3 separate regions of the Mus musculus genome follow, and all the other regions are linked to region 1. A link is a loop called in an ENCODE intact Hi-C map of the cell type or tissue named here. Cell type or tissue: heart. All regions are shown on one strand. Links, peaks and the distances in the headings refer to the core of each region. The heading gives the core; the rest is flanking DNA.

Evidence for each region. Peaks named below come from ENCODE experiments on the same cell type or tissue, not always from the same donor. Only the 100,000 strongest peaks of a DNase experiment are listed, where the experiment ranks them.
Region 2: it touches region 1 in a loop (2.8-fold over the local background); 20 of 42 quality-filtered maps call a loop at or near these places.
Region 3: a loop joins it to region 1, with 4 times the contacts of the local background. A loop is called at or near these places in 10 of 42 quality-filtered maps.

What each region holds. Positions count from the first base shown.
Region 1 is chr7:34,262,616-34,270,491 of GRCm38, reverse strand. Garre1 (granule associated Rac and RHOG effector 1) reads left to right here. Exons shown (of 14, transcript NM_172741.3): 3 at 6,742-6,939. Among named protein-coding and RNA genes, the nearest start is that of Gm12758, 32 kb to the right of the region's middle. RefSeq lists an enhancer at 699-5,337. In heart, for the core only: a CTCF peak has its summit at 4,279 (motif pointing left); a DNase peak (open chromatin) is centred at 4,231; H3K27ac peaks cover 1,662 bases.
Region 2 is chr7:34,331,886-34,339,761 of GRCm38, reverse strand. No RefSeq gene overlaps it. Among named protein-coding and RNA genes, the nearest start is that of Garre1, 22 kb to the right of the region's middle. In heart, for the core only: a CTCF peak has its summit at 3,015 (motif pointing right); no DNase peak of the experiment used is centred there; H3K27ac peaks cover 516 bases.
Region 3 is chr7:34,667,129-34,675,004 of GRCm38, reverse strand. Chst8 (carbohydrate sulfotransferase 8) reads left to right here. Exons shown (of 4, transcript NM_175140.4): 4 at 1-537. Among named protein-coding and RNA genes, the nearest start is that of Gm12781, 11 kb to the right of the region's middle. In heart, for the core only: a CTCF peak has its summit at 2,875 (motif pointing right); a DNase peak (open chromatin) is centred at 2,894; H3K27me3 peaks cover 1,342 bases.

The DNA of each region.
Region 1 (7,876 bases), core at 2,580-6,579:
AGGCTCACCCTCTCCGCATTGCTGAGATAGGCTAGGCTTTTCTGACCTATCCAAGACTCACCAGAGAATCACTAGTTAGAAACTGTGGGGACGAGGGTGGAGGGGTCGTTAGTGTTTCTGATGGATGGGGGTGGGAGCTCTGAGTCTCAGTGAGGCAGCTCCTGAAGCACTGATTCAAGTTATGGTGTTTTGTTTTTTTATGTTGTTGAACCCAGCCTGGCTTCAAACTCATGCATTTGAATGATTCTCTTTCCTCAGCCTCCTGAAAAGCTGAGCCTACAGGTGTTTGCCATGCCTAGTTTTGAAGCATTCTTAAGGGCAATGACAACTTTTTAACAAAAATATACTTAGTTCAACAACAACAACAAAAATTCCTAAATTTTAGTGGGCTTGTAGGCCATACGATGTGTGGTGACTTGGATATATTTTCAATTTCTACCCCATAGAAACATACAATATAAATTTGGTTATGGAGAAAATTTACATCTGAAGTGGGGAAAGAGTTTAAGAACAGATATTGTCTTTGATTTACCATAATTAATGTGAATTTAGATACTTACCTTTTGTAGCCTTTCCCTGGATAATCTTTTTTTTTTTAAGTTGTATTAAGATTTTTTGCAATGAAGCTGAAACATGACTTCTTGTGAGGTTGGAGAGATGGCTCTGAGGTTAAGAGCAACCATTGTTCTTGAGGAGGACTTGAGTTTGGCTTCCCTGCATCCACGTTGGGTGCCTTACAACCATCTGTATGTAACTCTAGCTATAAGGGATTGTTTGGACTCTATGGGTACCTATACTTCTATGGACACACAACATATGCATATAGTTTTTTAAAAATCTTGAAAAAATGGCTAGGTGTACTAGAACAAACCTTTAATCCCAGAGTTTGAGAAAGCAGAGGCAAACTGATCTCTTTATGTCTGAATATGAGGCCAGCCAGGGCTACATTGTGAGACCTTGTCTCAAAAATAAGAACAAGATAGATTTCTTACATATTTAGCACATATAACATGGCAGTAAATTAGATTCAGGACCCTATGCATGCAAAAACAGGTGCTGTACTATTGACTCATAATAATTTATTTTGGGAAATGAACAACAAAACAACATATAATAACATCTAGATTTTACTAAAATACCCAAAGTATTTTATTTATTTATTCAGGAATAGTTAGTACTGTTTATTTTTTAGCAGAATCCCTACCCCTCCAAGCCCTGTCCAGTTAAAAGTGAAGATGTATCACCGTCAAAGGCTTTGCATGTCATGGTGCTTAGCCCATGTGGCAGGCAGGAGCTCAGAAACCACCTCTGCTGTTTTTACTGGCAATATAGCAGCTTGTCCAGGTCAGAATGTTCTTTTGTCTGAACATGTGGTGTTGTAGGCATATGCTGACTTTATTACATTTTCTGGTTGTTCCACCTTATGTATAGCTTGGCTTTTCTCTGTGATTGAAAATTCTGGCTGCAAAAAGATTTGTAGATTTTTTTTGTTAATCAAGGAACCACACCCCTGGGATGGAAATCTGAGTCTTGCGTGATCAACAAGCATTCTCCCACAGTACAGCACCAGCTTGTCAGTGTTTGCATGCTATTTTCAGTAAGCTTGGTTTTTTTTTTCCCCATTTTTAACCTGTAGTGCAGTTTTCATAAGTACTTTCCATAGTCTTCAAGTAGTCTGTGTTCTCTGTTTCTCCTGAGACACATTTAGATGGCAGTATCAAGGTCTGGTCTGTGGGTTGGGTCATTGTGTAATGACTCTGGAATTACCATATAGACAATAAGCTGTATTCAAAACAAGGTTGTGAACACTGAAAATGAAATGGAATGCGTAAGGTATATAAGTACTGGAGAGAGGGAAATGATGGAATGGCTTTGGAATTTCAATTGGAAGCAGCCAGTCTGGCAACTTGCTTTCACTCTAGAGACTTTTTGTCTGGTCAGACATAAGGTACAGAATGGCTTAGTTTTTGCAGGGATCTAAGAAAGATGAATTGTTGAATGGAGTTGAGCAGAGCAGTGAACTTTTGGGTTCTTCCATCTGTGTTAATATGGAAAAAAAGTAAGCTGTTTTGGGAGATGAGGTTGACCTAGGCATCCACAGTTCCATTCACAAGCAGGTAGAAAGTGCTGTAGGAAGGAATGGCTGTAACAAAATTTCAGAACATAGAGGTTGACCCTCAACAACTATGATGGTACAGAAAGGATGTCTTAGTTCTCAAACAGGATGGACTTAAATTAGAACCCTTTGTAATCTGCTTAAGCTATAAAACTTACTGAGAAGAAAGAGGGTGTGGTGGCCCCAGGCCTATAAACTCAGTACAAGGTCACCCTTGTACTAGTGAGGCTACACTAGTGAGGCCAGTCCAGATGAGTTGTTGCCTCAAGAAACATACAAGAGGTGTAGAGAGATGGCTGCTTTTGGAGAAGACCTGAGTTCAGTTCCCAGCACCTACATGGCAGTTCATACTTTTTGTAATTCCAGTTCCAAACCCTCTTCTGGCCTTTTCAGGCACTAGGCATACACTGGGGTATAGATATATGTGTAGACAAACACACAGATAAAAATAAAATATTAACAGCAACATTAAACAACCAAACAGGTACACCAAGAAGAGAGGGACTCTGGTTATACCCATGTCTACAGTGTGGTAGATACTGTGCATACAGTATAAGAGAATAAGAAGGTTCATGTGCGCAACTGTTCTGCTTTGAGACCTAGTCTCACTCTGTAATCCACGTAGATTTTGAGTTTGTGGATCTCATGTCTCAGCCTCCTGAGTGCTAGGATTACAGGCATATACCATGGCACCAGGCTTGTGATATACCCGTCTTGGCCATCAGGAATTTCCAGTAAGCAGGGTTCTGTTTCAGTAGCTCCCTAACGATTATCTGCTTCCAGAATGTCTTCTCTTTAGTACCTACCCACTGTTGTTTTTATATCCTGGATCTTGTCACAGGCAGACAGGGCAACCTGGTGGTCAGAAATGTCTTTTAGAGTGAGACAGACATTCCTCACTTAAACCTACTTGACATTAAGCAAATTTATCTTTTTAAGCCTGTTTTGTCATATGTAAAATGGGTTACTTTACCATGTGTGTGGCTCCTGGCATGGGTTAAGGTGGTGGCTGTTGGTAGAGCTTCAGTGCTATTTTATACTTAAGTACCTGGCCTTGACTGTTCCACTCACCCATTCTCCAGCTTATCCAATCTGTTCTGCAGCCTTACATGCCCTGAGTCTGTGAGCTGAGAGAGCTGTCTGTGACCCTGGGACACATTCTTCCAAACCTGTGTGAGGACAGTCCCCAAGAACTGGCCCATCCCTGAGTCAAGGAGGGTGAGGTCTATTAAGGGCGTTGAGGGCTGAGCCAGGAAAGGAGATGAGATAAAGGGTGAGCAGAGACAGGAGCTTTGTCCTCTCAGAAGGTGATGTTTATGTGTCTGTTACTTGAGGTGACATTTTATAATAAGTAGTCACTGAAACCAGTTTCCAAGAGTCGGGCTAACTACTGGTTAGGTTGGCCTTTAATTATTTACAACGTGTATTTTGTCACAATCTTAATTGGGTTTATGCTTTACCCATCGTGGGAAAGAAGAGGGCAGTTCTTACAGAGAAGAACTGCAGCTTAAATGACTCATCTAAGGTCAGGTACATAATAAAGAGCAAAGACAGCAGACTGACAGCAGGATTCCACCTCCACCTCTCTAGCAGTGCATTAGGAGGACCCACCCCAGCCCCATGCTTCTGTGATCCAGATACCAGGCTTCACTGCCATTTCTCAGAGTGTTCCTTTCAGAGTAGGAAGTGAAGCTTTCTTCCTTGGTTTATCCTCAGAGAGCCTTTTCCTCACCACCTGCCAGGCAGCTTGTTCTCCAGCTGCATCTGACCTTGTGTCTATTTATGGCTTTGTTGTCTCTTAGCCCTATTAGGATGTAACCCTCCTGAGCACAGGGATTTTCTCATCCTCTTTCCTGTGTACCCTCAGGATTTTTGAGCTTTGTACATATTAGGCATTCATGTATTATATATTTATTATTAGAAGGAGCAAGTAATTTTCATTGGTCAGAAGCTGGGAGAATGTGACCCCAGAGCAGCATGGCAACTTCACTTACCCTCCATTTCTTTCTCCCATAGCTTGCTAAGAGGCCAAGAAAGAGGGGAGAGAGTGTGACCTGGAGGAGCCACCCAGCTCCTCTGTCGCTATAGGGAGCTTCCTGGTGCCCTTAGCCGGTGCCAGTTAAGACTGAATTTCTGTTGTGTGCCTGGTCCAGTGCTGCCACCCTCTGTCTGTTTGGATATTGAAAGTGTTGAAGACAAGAGGACATACTTGCTAAAATCGTAGAAGCTGAACACTGAATGAAGAGACTGTTCTGCTTGTTTGTTTTGTAACCTTTGTGCCTGGTTTCATAACTTGTCTAGCCTTAGTCTTTTTCTCTGTAACATAGAGATGACTTCATAGGGGTATTCTGGGATTTGTGACACAACCCATATGAACTCTGTAGTGTAGACCAAGTACATGCTGAATGCTTAGTTAAAGCCGACTGGTAGTGTGTATGGTACTAGACAGAGGGCGTGTATTCATGTCAGGAGTCTCTAGCTGGATTCTTAGGTCTGTGTCCCTCACCCTACCCTTCATAGCCGTAGCCTTAGTAGGGAGGAGCTCTGAGGAAAGGGGCAGTGGAAACCTAGGAGGTAGAATTCAGCTTTGATTTAGCTGTTCACTTAGAGGGTGGACACTTTAATATGAGCTTATTGTTTGTTTGTTTTTTGCTCTAGTTTTGGATGAAACTTTAAATTAACATGTTTGCTCTGGTGCTTTCTACAGGGGAGAAATCTTTTAGAGAGAATAGGTATTGGGAGCTGGCCTGTCCCAGTTTCTGTAGCAAAGCAGCTCTGTTGTGTGATGCTGGATTGGGTTTATGGTTAAGGGCAGCATCTGACTTAGATGTGGCTGAGTCTTTAGGCTGCTCCAAGGTACAAGATGGGGTGAGAGCGTCGGGACTCTAATGGATGTTAAATCTTTGAGAAAGGAGTGCAGACAGTTGGAGCAGCTGGGGTCTCACCAGATTGCCCAGGCAGACTTTGAACTTTCAATTCTCCAAGCTCAGGGTCTTTTTCAGCTAGCAGTTTCTCCTGCTTTTTAGAGAAAAACATAGGAAATCAACAAACATCACAGCTGTGCCCAAGTTAGAAAACCAGACTGGGAGTTGTACACTCCTGAAATCTAAGAAATTCAGGAGACTGAGGCAGGGGGATTGCAAGTCCAAAGCCAGCCTGAGCTACTTAGTGAGACCCTCCTGTATAAAGTACAAAGATAAAACGGAAGGAGGATGTTAGCTCTTCCTCATTCTGCTCCAGGCCCTGGGGATAGCTTCAGTACCACCAAAAACATACAGAGAAAGTAAGAGGGGGGGGGGGAGGTGGCAGTGGTGCAAACCTTTAGTACTAGCACTTAGAGGGGACAGAGACAGGTGGATCTCTGAGTTTGAGGCCAACCTGGTTTACAGATTGAATTCCTGGACCCTGTCTCCTGAAAAAGGGGGTGGGGGAGGAAGTCAAGTCACTAGGAAGCAAGAAAGGGAACAGCTTCCCTGGTCTCCAAGCAAATAATCTTTCATGGCTTAAAATGTTCATTTAACATTTTAACAATTTAGAACATTTGTCTATTAGCAGTGGGATTTGGGCTTCTATTATTGTTTTGAAGCAGGGGAACAGTGGCTTCTAACTCTCTTTGTAGACCAGGCTGGTCTTGAACTCATGATGCACCTACTTAAGTCTTCCAAGTGCTAGAATTACCTGAATATATCGCCATATCTGTCAGATTTATTGTTTGAAAAAAAATTCTGGCTGGACATGGTGGCATGTGCATTTAAATCCAGGGCTTGGTAGCCAGAAGCAGGCAGATTGCTGTGAGTTTGAGACCAGCCTGTCCTACAGAGTGAGTTCCAGGACAGACAGTTCCAGTGAGATCCTATTTGAATTATTAACTAGCCAACCAACCACTGATAGTGTCAGATTAGTGGGTTTCTGCCTTGTTGATAGCATTATCTCCTATGTTTTGTTGACTCCTGGAAAACTGGTCTGTCAGCTTTGTTTTGTAATGAGTAGGAGGAACACAACAAACAACTGTATTCATAACAATATTAGCACAGCACTGAAACAACCAGTATCTTTGAATTTCATTCCCAATGGAATGTTTTCTTCTAGGTCAAACCAACCTTTCAGATTTTTACTCACATACCATGACTTTTCCTTTGCGTTCTGAATACTCTGTGGCCACAATTGAGATTATGAATGGCTCGGACCCACAGGAACTCAAAGACAGTCTAGACTCGGGAAGTGAGGACAGGTGGGGGGAAGTTGGAAGACCCACTTGTGCCTGAGGCTTACTGCTTGCTTTGAAATGTTTTGTTTTGTTTTTTTCAGACAGGGTTTCTCTGTATAGCCCTGGCTGTCCTGGAACTCACTTTGTAGACCAGGCTGGCCTCGAACTCAGAAATCCGCCTGCCTCTGCCTCCTGAGTGCTGGGACTAAAGGCGTGAGCCACCACACCTGGCTCTTTGAAATGTTTTGACTTCTAAATTTCTAGTATCAAGGCCCAATAGGCAGGCACTTGTAAAGCAGGGGGACTTTTTAGCATTGCATGCTTTTATGATTGCCAGTCTGTTGACAGTTGAGGAGTTACTGCACTAATCCATGAGCAACCCACAGCCTAAAATCCCCTTGCTCTTTTGTTTTCACAGGTGTTGGGGCGATGTTTCTTGACAGTGGTGCAAGTCCATTTCCAGTTTTTGACCCACGCCTTGCAGAAAGTCCAGCCGGTGGCTCACTCTTGCTTTGCTGAGGTAGTTGTGCCAGAAAAAAAGAACAGCAGTCTGTCTGGCATGGGCCACACACCTGAACTGGAGGAAGCTGTGCGATCCTGGCGAGGGGCAGCTGAGGTAACTGACCTGGGAGAGGCTGCTGGGATTCTTTGACTGTTGGCTCCCAGGAGAGACACTTGCTTTTAGACATTAAGTTGTAAACTTACCACTAGCTTGCTGCTTCTTCTTCTTCTTTTTTTTTTTTCCTTTTTCTTTTTTTCTTTTTCTTTTTTTTTTTTTCCTAGACAGGGTTTCTCTGTATAGTCCTGGCTGTCCTGGAACTCACTCTGTAGACCAGGCAGCCTTGAACTCAGGGCATGCAGGCAGGGATGGGGAGCAGGAGAGAACAAACTGCAGTGGCAAATGCAAGAAAGTGCGATGATGAAACCTATTACTATATATGCCAACTCCAAAACTTCATAAAAATGAATAGAAAAAGATGCTTAGCTGAACTAATCTTAGGTCCTCATTTATCATTTTTTTTGCATGTGATCTTAGCCATTTTCCTATTAATTTATTTGACACATGAAGCCTTTTATTTTTTAATGATCAGAAGCTACCCAGCACAGCCTCACTAGTGGGTAGAGAAGCTTGAGCGGGATAGAATGGCATAGTGATCAGATTTGGGGAGGGACATGCCAGTGTCCAATGAGCATTCTCCTCTGGGCTTCTGGTGCCCGTACAACCTCTTGGATGAGGACCTGCTTTAGAAGTTTACTGCTGGCCATCTTCAAACCTTTTCATGGAGCATCCTGCCTAGTATACAGTTCTTCCTCTGGCCACTCTAGCATGGTATTCTCTAGTCCAGTGGTTCTCAGCCAGGGTCTCAGTCCTCTTCAGGGGTTGAATGACCCTTTTACAAGATACCTAAGACTATCCAAAACCACAGATATTTACATAATTTATTGCAGTAGCGAAATTACAATTATGAAGTAGCAACAAAATAATTTTATGGCTGGGGGGGGGGTCATCACAACATGAGGGACTATATTAAAGGGCTGTAGCATTGGGAAGG
Region 2 (7,876 bases), core at 1,288-5,287, 71 kb before region 1:
AATTAGGTACGTGTTTCTTTTTATTTGGGGGATAGATCCAGACTGGCATTGAAATTAAGACGCTGGCCTCCCCCTTCTAAGCACGGAGCTCACAGGTGTATACCACCACCACACCGAGCTCCTTTCTGCCTATGGGATGTCTTTGGCTTCTGGCTGGGAGTCCACAAGACCATCATTCTTGTGGCCATGGTGTGTTCCTCTGGAAGAATTCCAAGCAGAGGGAAGAGGCCCAGGAGCAGAGTGCAAAACACCAGATCCAAGCGTTGAAGGAGACTTAGGAAGTGGAGCCTCTCAAGATGCGTCCAGTTCTCCAACGTTAAGTATACGGGTGAAAGCAGTGCTGCCTGCCAAGGCTTAAGACTCAGTGCCCATGGCTTCCATGCTGGGGTGGGGAGGACTGGCTACATAAGCACCTTCTGCCTGCCTTACACCCAAATGCCACACTTCCAGCAGTAACCACAAGCAAACCACATTGTTTGTGCAGACAGTGTAGAAACAGTGAGCCATTCTTAGCAGTTCTGGAATTGGGGCATGGGAGGGGCTATCTGGCAGTACACACTTCCAGATGGCGGGCAAGAGGAAGACTCGTGAGAGTCCTAAAGCCACAGGCAGTTCGACCTGCTGCGATACCTCAGCACATCACTGCACACCCTGACTTTGTCCCTTGTCCAGTGATCTTTTCCGCTCATCCCCTCCTATGTAACACCATGGACACACCTGTCCATCCACCCCGTCTGCAGTAGCTCTGAGTGTTGGCTGTCACTCACTTTGGGCTTCAGCTGGTTGGTGGGAGGTGAGGCACCAGGAATGTAACTCCGGGTCTGGGATCTTTCTTTCTCGACTTTATGAGCTTCTTCCTTTCTGTTCCTCCCTGCCAGTCTCCAGCCAGCCCAGACATCATAATCCATCATTTATATTGCAGATACTCTGAAGTCCCACTTGTCTATACAGTCACTCTTCACCTAGAAGGGAATCATAGTTGAAGGGTGGGGGGTGCAGCTTAATGGTAGAGCACTTGCCTAGTGTGCACAAGACCCTCCCTGGTTTCAGCGCCCAGCAACAAATAGTTGGGAAATGGATACTACTGTAATATGAGTCTTCCTCTCCTGGGCCTGGACATGGCCAGCAACACATATTTGTGTAATCACCTCTCTGCAGACAGCAAGTGGTCTGACCAGCGACTTCAAAGAGAACTGAAAGCTATCTGACAGAGACTGCCCCCACAATCTAAACCACCCTTGTCTGCCTCCGGCCTTCCCTGGGGACCCTACTTTAAAAAGACCTGTCAACAGTTTTGCCTGTGCCCTGGCACCCTATCCACCTCCCAGATTTAAATTACAGACTCACTCAGCTTCTTTCGTGAGAAGCCTTTCCATTATTAGTTAATTGCTGTGCTAGTGTACTATTTTATGTTGTATACAGAATTACTTTCATACTGTAGTAGCTACACGGCACATTTGCCTTTATGCTTTTTTGGGGGGACACTGGGGTTTGAGCTCAATCTTGCACTTAGCAGCCAGGTCCTTTACCACTGTGCTTCACTCCCAGACTATTTTAGAAAGGGTCCCACTATGTAGCCTTAGCTGACTTTAGACTTAGAGGTCTGCCTGCCTCCATCTCCCAAGTGGTGTAGCTCACAACCCCCTGTAACTACAGCTCCAAAGGTCCTGGTGCTCGCTCCTGGACTCAGCAGGCACTCAGGCATGTGTCACACAGACATACACACACACACACACACACACACACACACCATGAATTTTAAAAAATGGTTTTTAAGATTTGTGTGCCGGGCGTGGTGGCGCACGCCTTTAATCCCAGCACTTGGGAGGCAGAGGCAGGTGGATTTCTGAGTTCGAGGCCAGCCTAGTCTACAGAATGAGTTCCAGGACAGCCAGGGCTACACAGAGAAACCCTGTCTCAAAAAACAAAAAAAAAAAAAAAAACAAAAAAAAAAAAAAAGATTTGTTTTGTGTGTGAGAATGTTTTATCTGCATGTGTATATGTGCACTACATGTGTGCCTGGGGCCCATGGAGTTGAGAACAAGGTGTTAGATCCCCTGGAACTGGAGTTATACACAGTTGTGAGCTGCCATGTGGGTGCTGGGAATCAAATCTGAGTCCTCAGAAGTGCTTTTATTCACTGAACCATCTCTTTAGTTCCCAAAATCAAAATCTTTAAAAATTGTATTTTTTAAAAACTGGACATGGTGGTACGTGCTTTGAATGAGGAAGCAGAGGCAGGTGGCTGTCTATGATCTGGAAGACAGCTTGTTTTGCATAGGAAGTTCCAGGCCAGCCACGGATACATAGTGAAACCCTGTCTAAAAAAAAAAAAAAAAAAAAAAAAACAAAAACAAAATAGAGACTTTTAAGTTATTTTTATAGGTAAGGTGTGAAAGGTAAGTGTGCCCTGTGTCTAATTTACATACTTTAGAAGGTCTTATACTACCACTTGGGAGGCTAAAGCAGACCTGGGTTATATATAACAAGACCCTATATTAAATATCTGGCCGGGCAATGGTGGCACATTACTTTAATCCCAGCGCTTTCGAGACAGAGGCAGGCAGATTTCTGAGTTCGAGGCCAGCCTGGTCTACACAGAAAAACTCTTGTCTTAAAAAAACAACTCTGGTAAAGCAGGGCATGGGGAAAGGGAGAAGTTGCAGTATTGGAGAAGCTGGCCTCACCCCACCTTCACCTGCCTTTCAGATTCTGTTTTTGGTATGTTACTGACTTTGTATGAAAGAGGAAAACCCTTTTATTCAGCAAACATTACGTTCTTTTTTTTTTTTTTTAAGGTTTTTTAAGATTTATTTATGCACCAGGCATGGAGGCACACGCCTTTAATCCCAGCACTTGGGAGGCAGAGGCAGGCAGATTTCTGAGTTCAAGGCCAGCCTGGTCTACAAAGTGAGTTCCAGGACAGCCAGGGCTGTACAGAAAAACCCTGTCTGGAAAAAAAATATATTTATGCATATATCATTCTGCCTGCATATATGCCTGCATGCCAGAAGAGGGCACCAAATCTCATTATAAATGGTTGTGAACCACCATGTGGTTGCTGGGAATTGAACTCAGTACTTCTGGAAGAGCAACCAGTGCTCCTAACTGCTGAGCCATCTTTCTAGCCCCAGACATTAAGTCCTTACTGTATAGCAACTCTAGTTCTCATTGCAGAGGAAGCAGCAACAAATGAAACCAAGCCAGCACTGACTGGCACTTGCTTTCTGCAAGGAGGAGACTAAATGAGCACTTACTACATAAGAGGCTTAAGAGATGGAAAAAGCAGGAAGTGGGCAAGAAAGAGAGTGGTACCAGGAAGGAGTCCTGCCACCAGTTTTAAGTAGGTGAGGGATATGTACATTTAAAAAGTGACCTGATGGAGCACACACCTTTAATCCCAGCACTTAGAAGCAGTGCCTAGTGATTCTCTGAGTTTGAGGCCACCCTGGTCTACTTAGTGAGTTCCAGGATGGCCAGAGCTGTGTAGTGAGACCCTGTTAAGAAGCCATTGGGGGTTGACCTCAAGGGCTGGAGAGATGGCTAAGCAGTTAAGTGCTCTTCCAGGGGACTTAGGTTAGATTCCCAACATCCACAAGGCACACACATGGTGCACTGACATACATGCAGACAGACACCCATACATACATTTTTTTCTTTTTTTTTTAAGATTTATTTATTTATGTATATGAGTACACCATTGCTGTCTTCAGACACACCAGAAGAGGGCATCAGACCCCATTACAAATGGTTGTGAGCCACCATGAGGTTGCTGGGAATTGAACTCAGGTCCTCTGGAAGAGCAGTGAGTGCTCTTAACCACTGAGCCATCTCTCCAGCCCAATGTCTTTCTCTTAATACTTAAGGGAGGAAGGACATTCAAGCAGAAACAAGAGCAGCTGCAAAAGCCCTTGTGGCAGGTATGACCCTGAACAGCAGCCATAGAAGTTAGGGTGCAGAACAGAACATTTGAAAGTAGGAATGGATCAGAGAGGAAGCAGAGCACTCTACCCCAACGCTGGCAGGTAGGCTGAACTCTGCTAGCAGACCAAGAAGGATGAAGGCCCCTATTATCACTCCAGGTGTCACTGCTCCCTGGTAGTTGGAACACATGGCTTGAGTCTTGAGTCCTCAATCTATGTTACAATGGCCTTTGTCATAGAGCCGGTCGAGCAGAGGCCTGTGTGACATCCCTTAGCAAATTGTCCCTCTGTCTTCAATGTATGTATTCACCCAGTTGGACTAAGGGAACAGGGTTCAGAATCAGACACTTTGCTGTGCCAGACCTGTGGTTACAGGAAGCTAAGTTGTTTCCCAGTCTTTTTGTAGTCCAGGGAACACTGTAGTGAAAGACCTTCATTATCGTTTCACATGTGGTTTATCTGGAAGAGAAATTCTAAGAAGTGGAAATTCTTGGAAACAGCATGGCTTTGTAATTGTAATAAATACCTGCTCTGTCATACTCAGGAGCCACAGTGTATTCAGGAGCAGTGTATTCCTCAGTTAGGGTGGGGTGGTGTTGGGGGTTGGTCTGGTGCTGCTGTATATTCAAATGCTAGATTCTGTACCCCAAGACCTGGTTGCCCCAAGAGAAGCAAATTTCCATGTACACTAGCCTTTGTTGTGCAAACCTTACTCCCCAGTTTAAAACTATTGGTTAAGTAAAACTGGCAACAGCTAGTTACTGAGGGGAATAGAGAGCGGTTATCAGATTTGAATTACTAGGTGGAGAGGAGGGGTTACAGGTAGGTTACAGGTAAGAGAAGGGGGGCACAGAGGAGGAAAAGACATAGAGAAGAGGAGGTCCCCATTAGTCATGATGGACCAGCAGTCTATGCCCAAGCCAGAGTGAAATGCCTCCCCAGGACATCAGACTGCTGGAGCAGAAATAACCCAAGAAGATTCAAACAAGAATTGGGAAGCACAGTTGAAGTAGCCAATCTAGAGTTAGAGAATTAGATTAGGGGCCATCCCCTGGTAATTGTGCAGAGCCTAATAAATAAATCACAGTTTGAGTCTCATTTATTTGAAGGTGTAAGACTCGGATGAGACTTAGCTTACTGGGAAACACCTCCCACCCCCCACCCCCCATCCTCCACCCCCTACTCCCACTCTCCCACCCCCAGTGAAAAATGTGGAGCTGGAGATCGATGCCAAAGCCAGAGGAATTTATTGTTCCAGCATTCTGGGGTCATCATCCTGCACCCGAAGGAGAGGCAGCAACCCTGGGTGGCCCAGGTCGGTGAGTTTTTATACAGTTTCCAGGAGCAGAATAGAGAGCATCAGCAGCTAGGCACAATATGATTGGAGGAGCAGAGCTCCCTTTAAACTGATTGATCTTTAGGGAATGAGGTAGTAGGGGCTTAGCCTCTTCCTTCTGGTATGTGCTCTCTGGCCTGTCTCTTCCAGGAGGGGAGGGGTGCCTGGTGGAATTTTCCAACTGCTCTGAACTGACCTCATCAAAGGTAGATGAGGGGTGAGCATAATTCTTTTATTTTACAGGATCGAACCACATGATCGTCAGTAGTGTGTGAAGCAACTTTGGAGAGTGTGTGCTCTGCTGGGGCATGGTGGTGCACACCTTTAACCCCAGCACTTAGGAAACAGAGGCAGGCAGATCTCTGTGAGTTTGAGTTATAAGGCATTCTCTACCTAGAGAACCTGTCTCAAAAAGGATGAGGGGTAGGGGCTGTAACCTAAGTTATATGATGTCAGGTGCTAGTGTGCAGCTCAGTAGTACAATACTGCTCAACATGTGACATGTGTGAGCCTAGGTTCAGCCACCAGTACCACAGACATTTATACCAGACAAGCCCTTGCACGCCTGAACACAGCACTTAAGTATTATGCATTAGTCTCTTTGAGGGTAGGCATTGTTTTATCATCTAAGTTATTTGTACTTCCCCTTCTGTAGGCTATTTGTAAATACTCTGTATTATGGAAAAAGATTTTTTGTTTTTTAGGATTTATTTATTTTATGTATATGAATACATGGTCACTGTCTTCAGATACACCAGAAGAGGGCATTGGATTCCATTAAGGATGGTTGTGAGCCACCATGTGGTTGCTGGGAATTGAACTCAAGACCTCTGGAAGAGCAGTTAATGCTCTTAGCCGCTGAGCCATCTCGCGACCTGGAAAATAATGTTTTTAACATGTGAATATGGTTAACACGCGTGAAGGAAAAATAACATACATAGTCTTGTTCCTCACTGAATAAAGAGCTGCATGCCTGAGATCCTGCACTGAAGAGGGAGTCAGGAGGACGGATAGAGAGACACACCGGAAGTTGAAGGGAGGGACATTCTATTTGGAGGAGGGTTTTTCCGAGAGAGAGGGACATTCCTGCTGGGATGAGAAGGTCGAAGGAAAAGAACCCATAATACATCTGGTTTCCTTCGTCTTTTCGGACTCACTGATTTTTTTATTCATTATTAATGACTGCATTTAGCTCTCGAGGTAAAGGAGCACAAGGGAGGCCATGAACTTGCTGTAGTAGGTGGAAGGCCCAACTCTCACACTTAATATGAAAGCCAGACTGAGCCTCCAGCTGCCCTTGAGCTGGTGACAGAGGCTGTTCTGCACTTGGGAAAGGTCTCAAAGGGAAGTTACCATTAATTTCACAGGGAATTCATGTCTTCGTTTATAAGTGAGAGCCAAGTTCAAGGGTCTTGGTTCCCAATGGGGACATTCCTTTAGAAGAGTCACCATGGACAAGACACAGCGGCCCTGGGAAGAAGGAGAGCGAGCCTTGGATCCACACTAGTACTCAGGACTCAGAGACCACGCTCCTTCTTCCAAGGCAAATGCTATTTACTGTTTGACTTCTGTTCTTCCAGAAAGCATCTCTCTCCAAATTGAGTAACATGTGCACATGAGTGTGTGTGTGTGTGTGTGTGTGTGTGTGTGTGTGTGTATAAAACCCAATTTGCCTGATAAAAAATATTTTTGAGAGAATATCATCCCTGTAACTCACTATGTAGACCAGGCTGGCCTCAAACTCACAAAGACCCACCTGCATTTTTTTCTTTTTTCCTATTTTTTATTAGGTATTTTCTTCATTTACATTTCAAATGCTATCCCAAAAGTCCCCTATACCCTCCCCTCTCCCCCCACCCACTCCCCTATCTACCCACTCCTACTTCTTGGCCCTGGCATTCCCCTGTACTGGGGCATATAAAGTTTGCAAGACCAAGGGGCCTCTCTTCCCAATGATGGCTGACTAGGCCATCTTCTGCTACATATGCAGCTAGAGACATGAGCTCTGGGGGTTACTGGTTAGTTCATATTGTTGTTCTACCTATAGGGTGCGGACCCCTTCAGCTCCTTGGGAGCTTTCTCTAGCTCCTCCATTGGGGGCCCTGTGTTCCATCCAATAGATGACTGTGAGCATCCACTTCCCACCTGCCTTTGCAACCACAGCTGGTTTAAAATATTTATTTTAGGCAAGTAGTGGCGGTGCATGCCTTTTTTTTTCAAGATTTATTTTATATATGTGAAGATGCTGTTGCTGTTTTCAGACACACTGGAAGAGGGCATCCCATTGCAGATGATTGTGAGCCACCATGTGGTTGCTAGTAATTGAATTCAGGACTTGTGGAAGAAGTCAGTGCTCTTAACTGCTGAGCCATCTCTCCAGCCCGGTGCATGCCTTTACTATTTTTGTTTTTTGTTTTTGTTTTTCAAGACAGGGTTTCTCTGTGTAGCCCTAGCTGTCCTGGAACTCACTCTGTAGACCAGGCTGGCCTCGAACTCAGAAATCCACCTGCCTCTGCCTCCCAAGTGCTGGGATTAAAGGCGTGCGCCACCACGCCCGGCTGGATTTTTTTTTTTTTTTGCCTCTACTATTTTATACAATTTATTTATTTACTTATTA
Region 3 (7,876 bases), core at 1,288-5,287, 410 kb before region 1:
GTCCCACACCCATTTCCTCATTGGGTTGGCTGAGTTTGAGACGGAGCACGACTCGGATGGATGCTTTAAGAACTCAGCTGAGCTATGCTGAGCTATGCTGTCCAGGGAAGCCTGAGACCCAGAAGAGGGCCCCAGCGTCGAGGGATGTCCTACATCCCCTTATCCTTTGCCTTGTACCAAACCACGTGGTTTGCTGCTTTTCTATGACCCAGGGTCATCTGAATAAAGCACATGGTTTTCAGAGCAGTGGTGTCTACTCCAGGCTGTGCTGTGAGCTCATAGGCACCCTGCCCTATGCCTTGGGGAGTCTTAGAAAAAAAATTTTTAATGTATTTTACTATTAATAATACGTGAATATGTGCACATGAGTGCAGGTGTCTGTGAAGGCTGTATGGGGTCAGATTCCCCCCCCCCCCCAAAGCTGGAGTGACAGGCAGCTGTCAACCTCCCTGTAGGAGCTGAACCGCTAGAGCAATCTGAGCTCTTAACCTTAACCGCTGAGCCTGCTTTTGTTTTGGTGAATCAGGATCTTGCTGTGTATTTCCAGCTTGTTTGTTTGAGTTCTTTCTCTTTCCAGACCACCTGTGGGCCCTGCTAAGTCCCTGAGAGAAAAGATAGGTCTGTCCCCACTTAGGGAGTGGAGTCCCTTGGGTCTCACCTTGCAGCAGGTTCTCTGAGGACAGCCAGAACAGGGGCAAGCTCCCTATCAGGTGCCCATTAGGGCTGCACCTGGGCTCTGTAAGGCACTGCACCTGGGGCTCTGCACCTGGGGCTCTGTAAGGCACTGAGCAGCATGGTCAGTTTCTGTAATTCTCACCGTGGGGAGCGACGTCATCCTCAGCTTCCTAGACGTCTATGGTGAGCTGGCTAAAGCTATAGCCAGCACATCCCTGACCCTGAGTGTGACCTCAGCCTTATCTACACACCTAATCAAACACCTCAAGGCTGACAGATTACCCACCCTTGAGGATCTGGCTTTGGGGGAGGGGAAGGCAGAGCTGTCTGTGAAACCTCTCCTTAAGTTGGGTGCCAGAACTGATTCTGAAATTGGCACAAGTCAGAGTGACAACGGAAAGGTCCCAGTGGGAGCTCTGTTGGTGCTTACAGTATGAGTGTGACTGGGGCTGTGTCTACAAGGAGAGGGAAGCACTTTGTATTAGGAGCAGATGTCCGTTTGCCTGTCTCTCCAGGATTGCTGAGAACCTCTGCCTGCCTTCTGGATCCGTCTGTGGGGCAGATATATCCAGGTCGTCCTGGGAGACCACTCCCAAAGCTGATGTTGGGTCTGTAAGGAGAGACAGCACCAGGTCCCCCAGGCAGTAGATGCTACTGGAATCCAGCTGGCCTCATACTGGCTACAGCTAATTCACCTCCATTTTGCCTTTACTGTAGTGGTCTCTGGAATCTTCCAGGATTGGAACAAGTGACTGAAGCTGCCTTCTGTCTTGGAGCCACATTCATCCAGGAGCCCTGAGCAAGGGTGAGGCTGCCCTCTGGTTCCAGCTGGAAGTGACCATCTGATAGGGAAGGACCCAGAGGGATGGGGAGGAGGATCAAGTCACAGCCAGAGGGGTTTAGGAGATTCATGGAAGGCAGATGTCCAGAGGCTCAGAAAGCCAAGAAGGTCACCCTGACTGGAGCCAGAACCAGCTCTAGGCAGACCCATGTGAGAGATGCTAGAGAAGCCTGGAAAGCTAGAAAGCTAACTGTGGCCCAGAAATAGCAGGCGCTAGCGAAACTGAATTCACAACGGAGAAAGTGTCTCTGGTTGTGGGTACATTTGGCAGAGCTTGGGGCAGAGTGTCTAGGAGCTTCTGCTCAGCCAAAGGACACCTAGAGGCCCATCTGGGCAGCCTGTACTGCCACTTGGTCTGCTGCAGCTCATTGCCCTGGGCTACTGCCAGAGAGGGGGTGGGGGGCAGTCAGGGAGGGGAAGAAAGGAAGTGGGGGAGAGAAAGGGAGAGCATGTGGGGATGGGCTAAAAATAAGAAACCCTCGCAAGGTCACTCTTCAGTGTCACCCAAGCAGGAGCTAAGCTGGACACACCTACATGCAATGTAGCCATTACCAGTTTTAAGGGAGGAGGGAACAAGACCCAAGACTCTGACAATTAGCACCACCTTAATGGTCCCCAGGATGGCCATCAACTGAAGGCCATAGGCCCAGCCCTGAGGCCCTGCCTCAAATTCATTGAGGTATATCCAGCCTCACAGCCTTGAGCTAGACTGTGGAACACAGGAAAGAATGTGCATGCAGGGATGTGTCTCTGTCTCTCTGTCTCTCTGTATGTCCTTCTATATGGACATAAATGACTGGATGATGGGTATACGTGTAGGTGGAACTATGGACAAGTCCTCTGTCCCCTTTCCTCTCTGGTAGCACCTTGTATTCATTACTCAGTCCTGTCCCAATTGCTCACCATTCTCCCTGAAAGCAGACCATCTGATCACTAGGAAGGGTCACTGGGGGAAAAAAAATCAAGGTTGGAGAATAGCTGTCCAGTCTCAGGCCCTCTCCTCAAGTGTGATCCATCCCCCAGGGCCCCACTAGGACACACATGTGGGTACACACACACACACACAGATTCCCCACCAGGCCTTTCTTTATCTTTGAATGGCTGACCTTCCCTCGATGTAGAAACCATTGTCAGGATAGAAACAACTGGTATCCAAAGTCCTGGGTCCCTCCCTCAAATACCCTGGGGAGGCATTCAAAATCCAGACAGGTTGACTCAAACCCTGTACCAAGCAGACAGGACAAGCCACTTCTCTTTCTCCAGTGTAGCATAATTGCCGCCAACGGGGACTTTATAGATGCAGAACCACTCATAACCAGCAGGTGGGGCCAAGTCCCTGCTCCTAAACAGAGGCCGGTGCATCCCTAACTGGGCCACCAGGTGGCAGCAACATTCCAGAGTGGGTGACGCTAGCCAGTGCAGAAAGAATTGCCTCTCCCTAAGATGAGATTTCAACCAACCTCCACAGAATCTCTGGGAAGACCCCAGACGCTACTTTCTAACCCACCAGTTCCAAAAGAACCTGCCCGAGTACCAAGCACCCCAGCACCTCAGCTTCTCTCATCCCTCAGATGGGTCCAAGAGCTGGGTTACCAACACCAAGCAAGGCAATGGTTTCCACTGTCCATCCGAGAGATACCAGGTATTCTCTGACCTCACTGGAAACGCACATGCACACGCGTGTACACACACATACACACCCGTGCTCACATTGCATACACACCTTCATGAGCATCACCTCTTCTGGTATTTTAAATAAATGGGAAAGCCCAGTAGGCCCCTCAAAAGTAGGTATTTTCTGTTGGGTCCTGTTCTCCTTCCAAGCAATGGTGTTCTCCAATGCCCACCCTATGTCTCTGTCTCTTCCTCCAAGACATCGCCAAAGCACAGTCCTTAGGCTAATCTATCAACAAAACATAAAATTAAAAGATTTAAGCGGGGTGGTGGTGGCACACGTCTTTAATCCCAGCACTTGGGAGGCAGAGGCAGGTAGATTTCTGAGTTCAAGGCCAGCCTGGTTACAAAGTGAGTTCCAGGACAGCCAGGGCTACACAGAGAATCCCTGTCTCAAAAAACAAAAATAAAATAAAATAAAATAAAATAAAATAAAAGATTTAAAAGGGCATAGGGGTGCACACCATGTAATCTCAACACTCAGAAGGTTGAGGCTTTGAGACTGTGATCCTGAGCTTCAGACAGCCAGCGCTGCATGGCACAATCCTCCCTCAAAAATAAACAAAACAGAGTCGCCCTCCAAGGCTTGCCTCAACCCTGCTCTGTCTTTCCCACCAAAATGCATCCCATGGCCCCACGGCCTCTCCTCCATCTCTTCTTTCTCTAAAAATATCCTCCCACCCCCACCCCCACTCCGACGCCCATCCCCATCCCCATCCCCCCACCCCCTACCCCCCTAAACAGGTTGGCACTGGTTCTTCAGCAGCCTCCAGTGTTCTGAGTCCAGCAGCCTCTCACCTGCCTGTGCATCCCCTGGAGGGCAGAGCTCAGCACCACCCCTATGCTGGCTTCCCAGTTTACACCTCCACCCCTGACCTCTAGCAGCTCTCCCCCCACCCTGCCTTGTCCAGCCACCTGCCCCACATCTGTATCAGCACATCCAGAAGGTGCCTCAGATCACCTACCCTACCTGAGCCTCATCTCTTCCAAGTCCTGCACCCCCCTCCCAGGACTCCCACCTCAGCCCACCACCCCTGCACTCTGTCTTACTTCTTGAAAGTATCTCGAATCCACCCCCTTTCTCCCTACTGTCTTTTCTTCTTTACTTCCTTCTTTCTGTTTTCTAAGGCAGTGTCTAGCTACCATAGCCTCTGCTGGCCTTGAATAGACTCTGTAGCCCAGGCTGGCCTGGCTCACAATCCCCCTGCCTCCACCCTGTAGTATTGGAATCAGAATCATGTACCATCAGAGGCTGCCCATGTCTTTTCCCTATTTGGAGCTGTCACGTTTTGTTTGTTTGTTTGTTTGGGTTTTGTTTTGCTTTGTTTTTCAAAACAGGGTTTCTCTGTGTAGCCCTGGCTGTCCTGGAAGTCACTTTGCAGACCAGGCTGTCCTCAAACTTACATAGATCAGCCTGCCTCTGCCTCCTGAGCACTGGGATCCCACCACCATGCCTAGCTGGAGATGTCATTTAAACCCATACCATTGTCCTCTCTGGCCTTGGCTCTTGAAGTAATAAGAAGTAAGAATAACCAGGTACAGTGGTGCACATGCGAGATCTAGCTTTGCAAGAGACCCAGGCAAGAGAAATGCTCTGCGTACAAGGCCAACCTGGGCTACATACTGAGTTATAGATCAGCCTGGGCAACAGAGTGAGGCGCTGTCTAAGAAAATAATAGCAATGGGGCTTGCAGAATGGCTCAGCCGGTAAAATGGCTTACCTCTAAGTCAATCTAAGACGATCTAAGTTCCATACCCAGGACCCACATGGTAGGAGAGAAAACTGACTCTTGCTGACCCACATTTGAGTGACGGCATGCAGACACACACACAATCAGAATAAACAGATAAACACAATATTTTTTTTAAAAAATGCAGATATAGGTCATGCCTTGGAATGCTGCCTTCCCAGGCTTGCCAGTGAGGGCAGGGAGTGTGGATTCCTCTTAAAGCCTTTGTCAATATGCTTGAGGCCTTAGGCTCAAGCCCCAGCACACATACACGAAAATCATGGTATTTACAGGCTGATCCCAAACTGCTCTGCATATTTCATGAATATATTATTTTATTTACTTGCCATTACCACCCTGTAAGATAGATACGGAGCAGTTATATCCTCCCGGGATCTCCCGACAAGGACCTTGAGACACAGAAGGGGTTGAACAATTTACCCTGAGGCCACGTAGCTCTGAAAAGACTGTCTCCCTTCCAGCGCCCGGCAGTTAGGTCTGGTGTCCAGTCCTTAACCATTAGAATGCTCTGCTGCTCTGTGGGGGGTGGTTTGTGAGAGCAAGTTAGGAATCCAGTGACCTCAGGAGCAAGGACAAGACAAGCTTTGCAGGAAACTGAGATTCCAGACGCCTTTAAGTGGCTGCCTGAGGTTCTGATAAACAGGTGTCCTGCTGCTGGAAAGTAGCAGGGGGAAGTCGGAGCTTGTCCCCTCCCCCAGCAAGCGTGACAGCAAAGATGGGAACAGATCCCGAGTGGGCTTAGTGCCCTCCAGAGGCCAAGATGATGATGAATGATGGGTGGAGAGTTCAAAGCCATCCTTGGCTACCCAGCAAGCTCCAAGCCAGCTTGGGCTATGTGAGAGACCCAGTCTGGAAAAGTAAAAGTTAAAGGGGCGGGGGTAAGAGAGGTAACAGCCAGAGAAACAGGAAGAGGAGGGGGAGGAGGGGGGAGGGGGAGGTGGAGGAGAAGGGGAGGAGGGGGAGGGGGAGAAGAGGGGAGGGAGAGGAGGGGGAGGGAGAGGAGGGGAAGGGAGAGGAGGGGGAGGAGGGGGAGGGAGAGGAGGGGGGAGGGAGGAGTGGGAGGAGGGGGAGGAGAGATTAATCTGAGCCAGCCTGGTCCAAGAGGGAGGGCTGAGAAGTAGGGTGGTCTGAAAGATGAGAATCTGGAACCTTCTCTTGGAGTGACAGGGAAGAGGGTGGGCAGAAATGACCACAGTTCAGGGGCAGTGAGAAGGTTCCCATCCCATAAGCATTTCCTCTGGGGTGTCACACACAATGCCACCAGATCCTGCCTGGTGCCTGCCCATCTCTGTACCAGCCTGCAGCTCTCTGTCATCCATGGCTTAAGGTTGCCCATGAGTCTACATGACTATACAAGCATTTGGTCAGCCTAGCAGCCTCACTGGGGACAGTTGCCAAGGTTACAAGCTAAGACTTCTCTTTGGGGTACAGATGCCCAGAACAGGGGTACAGGGGATGGAGTGAATCTGTCTAGCATTTGGAATAGAGCCCCACCAGCTCTCAGAGATGTGGGTGGGTGGCAGTCCCACGGCCCCAGAGAGCTGCAAGTCCTAACACTGTGGGAAGGAACAGGGCGGTCAAATCCAGGCTAAGAGCAGAAGCTGTGAGATCAGAAATACTCTCAAAAACCCAGGCCCAGATTTTTACTTTGCCTTTTATTTATTTCTTCTTAAACCCTGTTTCTCTCCCCGAGGCATCTAATCTATTATTTAACATTGGATTGTACGATTGAAACTCCCAGGCAAATTGAAAATTATTTGTGTTGGAGGTTTCAGGCATGATGCTGAGACTACCATTTCTGGGGGACTCTGAGATCCAAGCAAAGGCAGAAACCCCCGGCATGCGGCTCTGATCCAGGAAGGGGTCGGGCAGGCCGAGCAGGGTGGCGGGCAGATCCAAGGGCCTCGGGCACCTGGGGCCGGTTGACTCAAGCCTAGCACACCCAGAGCTCCACACATCTCAGGGCCATTAATCTCCATGCGGCATTTCACTCGGGAAATTCTGCCGAAGCCTCCCACCGGTCAAAGTCCTCAAGAGGCCAAGCAGGTGTGATCAGTCACCTGGCCCTGCGCCCACCCTGGGGGAAAGGCCTCAGTCACGGGAGAATTAATGACTCAAGGACAGGGCTCACCATCATTTTTCAGAGGTTAGTGCTCTGCGATTTGGCAGCGGGAGGGCGGGTGGGGGGGGCGGGGGGGGGCGGCCAGCCTCAGGGAGTCAGGTGACTGAGGGGCAGAGCTTGGGGTGGCCCCGGGTGGGCGATGATTAGGATTGTTGTACCCTAAATATGGACGAGTCTCATGACATCATAGCGCTGTGTTCGAAACCAAGGATCAAGAGGCTGGGCAGAGGGCTCAGTCAGTAAAGCTCTTGCTGCCTAAATTCAGATCCCCAGCACCCACGTGCAAAACTAGGCAGCAATGGATGGCTGTAATCCCAGCACCGGGAAGGTGGAGCGAGCCTAGAGCTGGCCAGGCAGCCTAACTGAGCCCCAGGTTCAGGGAGAGACTTTGTCTCAAAAAATAAACTGGATTGACTCTAGACATCAATCTCGGGGCTCCATAAAACACATACACTTATACCTGTACACACACACATGCGCGCGCACAAATTACCCTGTGTTAATGGGTTTGAAGCCCATGGAAGCAAGCCGTGGGCCCCCTCGCCTGGGCAATGGTACATGTATAGGGAAGGAGGAAGGCTGTGTGGGAGGGCTGACACCAGCTTCCCAGTAACTCTGTTAGATCCCAATAAGGAGACTGGATTCTGTGCTGCCTCTGGGAGACATTTAAGAGCTATGATCCAGTTCTTATACCTCTGAAGAATCAGAACCTGGCCTGGTATTCCAGGCCCAGCATGCAGCTGCCCTGGGAATGTGAAGCAGGACGATGGTCAGTTTAAGGCCTGCCTGAGCAACATTGAGAGACCCTCTCTT